Linked DNA regions of Homo sapiens: region 2 is linked to region 1. Evidence: chromatin loops called from intact Hi-C (ENCODE). Cell type or tissue: endothelial cell of umbilical vein. All regions are shown on one strand.

The links. A loop is a pair of places that touch in the nucleus more often than their neighbours do. Peaks named below come from ENCODE experiments on the same cell type or tissue, not always from the same donor. Only the 100,000 strongest peaks of a DNase experiment are listed, where the experiment ranks them.
Region 2: a loop joins it to region 1, with 2.9 times the contacts of the local background. A loop is called at or near these places in 1 of 110 quality-filtered maps.

The regions. Positions count from the first base shown.
Region 1 is chr2:202,293,166-202,297,165 of GRCh38, forward strand. NOP58 (NOP58 ribonucleoprotein) reads left to right here. Exons shown (of 15, transcript NM_015934.5): 10 at 2,509-2,672. Among named protein-coding and RNA genes, the nearest start is that of SNORD11, 2.1 kb to the left of the region's middle. In endothelial cell of umbilical vein, no CTCF peak of the experiment used is centred here; a DNase peak (open chromatin) is centred at 1,886; H3K27ac peaks cover 1,318 bases.
Region 2 is chr2:202,465,206-202,469,205 of GRCh38, forward strand. BMPR2 (bone morphogenetic protein receptor type 2) reads left to right here. Exons shown (of 13, transcript NM_001204.7): 3 at 2,314-2,484. Among named protein-coding and RNA genes, the nearest start is that of BMPR2, 91 kb to the left of the region's middle. In endothelial cell of umbilical vein, no CTCF peak of the experiment used is centred here; no DNase peak of the experiment used is centred here.

The DNA of each region.
Region 1 (4,000 bases):
TAATTAGAACAATCGGATGAATGCAGGAGGATAAAACAGTTAACATTTTCATAATAAAAACTCACTAGACCTAGATTTGAATACAGTTTTAAGAAATCACTGTAGAGAAAGAAAAAAAAAAGAAATCACTGTAGAGGATTTGTGCCCTTGATTGATTACCTTAGTTTCACTATTGAGTGTGAGGATGTAATATATTTGACTTTCAAAAATATTTTCAACAACTGATTTATAATAAAACTTTGTATATGTGTATGGCAGTATTATAAGGATGATATGCTATAATTAAAATGCTATGTAATTGAATACCTACAAATACAATGAAGTACTGATTCATCATTTTTATGTTACTTGGAGACATTGTTATAATTCATCAAAAAAGATTATATCATCTGCATCAGAGTGTTTAAAATGGCATAACTCCTTTTTTTTTGTTTGAGACAGAGTTTCACTCTGTTGCACTGGCTGGAGTGCAGTGGCTCACTGCAACCTCTGCCTCCCAGGTTCAAGCAATTCTCCTGCCTCAGGCTCCCAAGTTGCTGGGATTACAGGCATGTGCTGCCACCATGCCTGGCTAATTTTTATATTTTTAGTTGAGACAGGGTTTTTGCCATGTTGGCCAGGCTGGTCTCAAACTCCTGACCTCAGGTGATCTGCGCACCTCAGCCTCCCAAAGTGTTGGGATTACAGGCGTGAGCCACTGCGCCCGGCCTGGCGTAACTCCTTTAGCTGCATCATTAATCAAAGGTTTCATTCAAATGCCCTCAGCTATAAGATCAGATGATTTCATTGTCTCTACCCATTTTCATAGGTATAGCTAAACTTGTAGCAGTAAGCAATGGCAGGGGTTAATAGAAGTATGTATTTGTTGGCCAGGCGTGGTGGCTCACGCCTGTAATCCCAGCACTTTGAGAAGCTGAGGTGGGTGGGTCACCTGAGGTCAGGAGTTCGAGACCAGCCTGGCCAACATGGTAAATAAAACCCCATCTCTATTAACAACACAAAAATTACCCAACCTTGGTGGCATGAGCCTGTAATCCCAGCTACTCGGGATGCTGAGGCAGGAGAATTGCTTGAACCCGGGAGGTGGAGGTTGCAGTGAGCCAAGATTGTGACATTGCACACAGCAGTGGTGACATTGCTTGCCTGGGTGACAAGAGTGAAACTCCATCTCAAAAAAAAAAAAAAAAAAAGAACTATGTATTTGTTACACTTTTAAAACTATGTCTAGTGCTTAAGTTCATAGTATTAATAGAGTCTGTTTTCTGACAGGAAATATTCTATACAGCATATCCAACTAAGCAGCATGTTGATAACAATAGTCCCCAGCTATTTATGGAGATGTATTCTAAGCTCCCCCCTCCAAGAATGTTTGAAACAGAGGATAGTACTGAATCCTATACTGTATATGCTGTTTTTTCCTAAACATACATATCTATAATAAAGCTTAGCTTATAAATTAGGTACAGTAGGATATCAACAACAGTCATAATATAACAGTTATAACACTATGCCAGCAGGGCCGGGTGTGGTGGCTTACGCCTGTAATCCCAGCACTTTGGGAAGCTGAGGAGGGTGGATCACGAGGTCAGGAGTTCAAGATCAGCCTGGCCAAGATGGTGAAACCCCATCTCTACTAAAAATACAAAAAAAAATTAGCTGGGTGTAGTGGTGGGTGCCTGTAATCCCAGCTACTCGGAGGCTGAGGCAGAGAATTGCTTAAACCCGGGAGGCGGAGGATGCAGTGAGCCAAGATCGCGCCACTGCACTCCAGCCTGCGCAACAGAGCGAAACTCTATCTCAAAAAAAAAAAAAAATGCAAGCATAACTATTTTTGTGCATTGGTTACTTGAATATAAGCACTGCAGTACTGCACAACGGAGAGGGCTACGAAAGTGACTAATGGGTAGATAGAGATGATTCATGTCCTGGGGGGAGCTGAGTGGGATAGCAAGAGATTTAAAACTTAGGAACTATTTATTTCTGGAATTTCCTTTTTAATATTTTCAGACTGCAGTTAACCACAGGTAATTTACCACACAAAGTGAAAGCACAGGTAGGGGACTATTAATAGATACTTGTAGGAATATCTCTTCCTAATAAATGTGTTTATTTGTAGGCTTTTTCATATCTAAAGCAATAGAATATTTGATACAATCTCAGAAAGCAGGGACCAGATTAGTGTTCGTGTGTGTGACATTTATGTCACTCCTGTAGTATACTAATGGAATTTAGAATAGTACTGCCATCTCTCAGGTGAATAGAAACATTGAACTTAATAAGCTTAGCCTTCAGTTTGTCCTAGGCATTCATTGCAAACCTGCTTGTGCTAATGAAGGAATTACAAATGAAACATCAAGATTTTTAGGGAATTCTGGATTATAGAATTCTATATTATATGTGATTTTTATTTATTATGGTGGCTGTAATAATTCTATAGGTCTTTTGTTTCAGTACGTGGAACATTCATATATTTGGAGGTGCATTCTTTGTAACTTTTTTCTTTTGTAGGTTCTCTTTTAAATTTGGCCAAGCATGCAGCTTCTACCGTTCAGATTCTTGGAGCTGAAAAGGCACTTTTCAGAGCCCTCAAATCTAGACGGGATACCCCTAAGTATGGTCTCATTTATCATGCTTCACTCGTGGGCCAGACAAGTCCCAAACACAAAGGAAAGGTGTGTTATAGGGTTTTGCTTTGTTTTTGAGGTTAGACTTTTTCATTTTTTACAACCCATTTTTCTTCTACTCTGTAGTACACATTAAATCTTCTATTGTCTCTTTCTTGTTAAATAGGGAATGGTGAGTTATTTAAATAAAAAGTGCTTTGTGTACACTGAAGGATAAGGTTAGAAGAAACTGTTATTGGTTGGATTAAAGCCAGTTTCTTCCATTGTGTTAGTATTTTTTTCCCCCCTAGAATCTCCCTGTGGTTGGCACACTGAAAATACTATCTCTGGCAGCAAAAAAAAAATCTAACATTTACGAATCATAAAAAATAGCATATGCATTATGCTAAAACACTTTGAGAGAAGTCACTAAACTTTTTTTTTTTGAGATGGAGTCCCGCTCTGTCGCCAGGCTAGAGTGCAGTGGCTTGATCTCGGCTCACTGCAACCTCCAGCTCCCTGGTTCAAACGATTCTCCTGCCTCCCTGCCTCAGCCTTCTGAGTAGCTGGGATTACATGCACGTGCCACCACGCCCGGCTAATTTTTGTATTTTAAGTAAAGACCAGTTTCACCATGTTGGCCAGGCTGGTCTCAAACTCCTGACCTCCTGATCCACCCACCTCGGCTTCCCAGAGTGCTGGGATTACAGGTGTGAGCACCTGTGCCTGTCCTAAATCTTCAGTAGCCTTATGAGATGTAGGTATCTCTATCTTGCAGATGATGAAACTGAGGCTTAGACAAGTTAAGTACTTTCAATGTTTTTGAAAGATGTGTCGTTTAACAGATCTAAACTGAAAATTGATAAAATTTAGAGCAGAGTGGTGGAGGAAAATAAAGCGTTCAATAAAATAAAATGTTAATTAGATTGAAAAAGAACCCACGCTTTTTTTTGTTTGTTTGTTTGTTTGTTTGTTTGTTTTTTGAGATGGAGTCTCACTCTGTCGCCCAGACTGGAGTGCAGTGGTGCCATCCCGGCTCACTGCAAGCTCTGCCTCCCAGGTTCACGCCATTCTCCTGCCTCAGCCTCCAGTGTAGCTGGGACTACAGGCGCCCGGCACCACACCTGGCTAATTTTTTGTATTTTTAGTAGAGACAGGGTTTCACCGTGTTAGCCAGGATGGTCTCGATCTCCTGACCTCGTGATCCACTCGCCTCGGCCTCCCAAAGTGCTGGGATTACAGGCGTGAGCCACCGCGCTCGGCCAGAACCCGCACATATTTAAGATTGTTACGAGGAAAAAGATGCACTTCTTTTCAGTGACCTCATAGCACAGAACTAATGTCACTGAGTAGAAACTAAAGTTTAAAAATATTTTTTAAAAAAACCTAGTTTGAGC
Region 2 (4,000 bases), 170 kb after region 1:
TGGTGAAACCCCGTCTCTACTAAAAATACAAAAATTAGTCGGGTATGGTGGTGTGCGCCTGTGGTCCCAGCTACTCAGTAGGCTGAGGCAGGAGAATCACTGAACCTGGAAGGCAGAGGTTGTAGTGAGCTGAGATGTCACCAGTGCACTCCAGTCTGGGCAACAGAGCAAGACTCCATCTCAAAGAAAAAAAAAGTGTGTGTATATCTCCACAAGCCCCAAATTTATAAAAGGCTATTTATTTTTAGATTATTTTTAAAACATCTTTCTTATAATGTTATACATGCCCGTTCTATGAATTTTGGAATATATAGAGAACTACAAAGAAAACAAAAGTCTACAATAATATACTCTTTAAAAATATTTTTACTGGCCGGGCGTGGTGGCTCACGCCTGTAATCCCAGCACTTTGGGAGGCCGAGGCGGGTGGATCACTAGGTCAGGAGGTGGAGACCAGCCTGGCTAACACAGTGAAACCCCGTCTCTACTAAAAATACAGAAAATTAGCCGGGCGTGGTGGCGGGCGCCTGTAGTCCCAGCTACAGGCTGAGGCAGGAGAATGGCATGAAGCTGGGAGGCGGAGCTTGCAGTGAGCCGAGATCGCACCACTGCACTCCAGCCTGGGCGACAGAGCGAGACTCCGTCTCAAAAAAAAAAAAATTAGGAACATACTGTATAAACAATTTCATATCCAGTTTTCTCCACCTTAATTATAAGCATTTTTCCATGTCTTTAAAGAATCTCTGAAAACCTTTTTAACTTTTGCACAACATATCATTGTATATATGTATCATAGTTTACTTACAGATTATTCTATTGGTAGACATTATGTTATTTTCATGTTTTCACTGTAATGCATAGTGAAACACAGTTGTTCAGTGAACAACTTTAAACATAATTTTTTGATTGTATGTGATTGTTTCTTGAAATAGATCCCTTGATGTAGAATTATTAGGTTATAAGATATATCAATATTTTAAAGACTGTATAAAAATTTCCATGTGGCTTTCTAAAAGTACTGTTCATTTATATTCTCTCCAACACTGTATGAACGTGTCTGTGTTACTGAATCATTTTTCTTTTTTTATTTTTATTTTTTGAGATGGAGTCTCGCTCTGTTACCCAGGCTGGAGTGCAATGGTGGGATCTCGGCTCACTGCAACCTCCGCCTCCCGGGTTCAAGCGATTCTCCTGCCTCAGCCTGCCAAGTAGCTGGGACTACAGGTGCGCACCACCACGCCCAGCTAATTTTTGTATTCTTAGTGGAGATAGAGTTTTGCCATGTTGGCCAGGGTGGTCTCGATCTCCTGACCCTCATGATCCGCCCACTTCGGCCTCCCAAAGTGCTGGGATTACACGTGTGAGCCACCGTGCCCAGCCATTTTTCTGATATATATTATTTATTTATTTGTTATTGTATTTTTGAGACAGAATGTCACTCTGTCGCTCAGGATAGAGTGCAGTGGCACATTCATGGCTCACTGCAACCTTGACCTCCTGGGCTCAAGCAATCCCCCCAAGTCAGTAGGACCACAACTAGGCACCACCATTCCCAGCTAATTTTTAAGTGTTTGTAGAGATGTGGTATGGCTGCGTTGCCCAGGCAGGTCTCAAATTCCTGGGCTCAAGTGATCCTCCTGCTTTGGCTTCCCAACGTGCTGGGATTCTAGGCGTGAGCCACCGTGCCCAGCCATATTATTTTTTAAACCTAAAACAATATATTTGGTATAGACAAAAATGAAACCTTACTCTTGCTTTAATAATTCTTCGATTAGCTGGGTGCAGTGGCTCACACCTGTAATCCCAGCACTTTGGGAGGCCGAGGCAGGCAGATCACCTGAGCTCAGGAGTTTGAGACCGGCCTGACCAACATGGAGAAACCCCATCTCTACTAAAAATACAAAATTAGCCGGGCATGGTGGTGGCACATGCCTGTAATCCCAGCTACTCGGGAGGCTAAGGTAGGAGAATCGCTTGAACCCGGGAGGTGGAGATTGCAGTGAGCTGAGATCGTGCCATTGCACTCTAGCCTGGGCAACAAGAGTGAAACTCCGCCTCAATAAATAAATAAATAATTCTTAGATTAATCATGCAGTTAAACCTTTTTTGGTGGCCTTTTCCCCCCCATGAAATGTCTTTGGTATCCTTTACCATTTTTCTGTTTCTTAAAAATATGTTTCCTGTTGATTTGCAAAACTGTTTCATAGCTTACACGTACTCTCACATTTATTGAAATTACTGCTTAGTTTGTTGTTTTTCTCTTAGTTTTCTTTATCATATTGTCTCCTTTTTTGTATTCATATTGATTTATAGGATGTTGGTCTCACATTGGAGATCCCCAAGAGTGTCACTATGAAGAATGTGTAGTAACTACCACTCCTCCCTCAATTCAGAATGGAACATACCGTTTCTGCTGTTGTAGCACAGATTTATGTAATGTCAACTTTACTGAGAATTTTCCACCTCCTGACACAACACCACTCAGTAAGTAAAGTAACCAACTTTTCTTTGTATTTCCTTTCTCCAAAGATTTGCAAAATATAAAAAAACTTAAAAAACATTCAAGGTTGAAGCCAGGCGTGATGGCTCATGCCTGTAATGCCAGCACTTTGGGAGGCCGAGGTGGATGGATCACCTGAGGTCAGAGTTTGAGACCAGCCTGGTGAAATCCCGTCTCTGCCAAAAGTAAAAAATTAGCCGGGCGTAGTGGTAGGCGCCTGTAATCCCGCTACTCAGGAGGCTGAGACAGGAGAATTGATTGAACCCGGGAGGCAGAGGTTGCAGTGAGCCAAGATTGCACCATTGCACTCCAGCCTGGGCAACAAGAGTGAACCTAAAAGAAAAAAAAAATTCAAAGTTGTTGGGAGTGAGAGGTAGAGTTCCAGCATCATAAGATTACATCTGGCAAACACCTGAAATCCGAAAGCGATGCACCAGGACTTCCAAGGCATCAATATATTACTAAATAACTTTGGTAAAATATAGTACTGGCCAGGCACAGTGGCTCATGCCTGTAATTTCAGCACTTTAGGAGGCCAGAGCAGGAGGAGCACTTGAGCCCAGGAACTGAAGACCAGCCTGGGCAACATAGTGAGATCCCATCTCTACCAAAACAATAAATAAATTAGCCAGGCGTGGTGGTGCGCATGTGTAGTTCAGCTATTTGGGAGGCTGAGGTTGGAGATTTGCTTGAGCCTAGGAAGTTGAAGCTGCAGCTATTGTGCCACTGCCCTCTAACCTAGGTGACACAGCGAGACTCTGTCTCAAAATAAAATAAAATGTAGTACTTTACAACCTGTATGGAGGGAAATTTGGTTAAGACAACTACATGTGTGCTTACTCTTTCACCTAGCTTTCATATTTCTTGGAATTTATCTGGAAGATACATCTTCAATAGTACGAATATACATAGACATTGAGTTGTTTACTGCAGTGTTATTTGTAACTGCACAATATTAGGAAGTAAATGTCCAAGAATAGGAGATTAGTTGAAATATACTATGGTACATACATGTAATGGAGTACCAACTATACAGCTATAAGAAAAAAATAAGATCTCTATGAACTAGCACAGAGTGATTTTCACCGGTAATATTAGATGCAAAAAGTACATATAGTAGGCTGTCTTGTATAGGACTGGAAGGAAAATAAAAAAGCCTATCTATTATTGACTTACCTTTAAAAAAAGAAACAAAGAATAAATAGAAAATAATGAACTTGGTTATTTATAAGGGATCCAAGGAATGAGACAGAAAGAATATGGAAGGGAGTGAATGTTCTCTGAGTGTAGCTTTTTTTTTGGTTTTTGTTTATTTTTTGGTTTTGTTTTGTTTTGTTTTTTTGAGATGGAGTTTCGCTCTTGTTGCCGAGGCTGGAGTGCAATGGCACGATCTCGGCTCACCACAACCTCTGCCTCCCAGGTTCAAGCGATTCTCCTGCCTCAGCCTCCCTAGTAGCTGGGATCAGGCATGTGCCACCACGCCCGGCTAATTTTGTATTT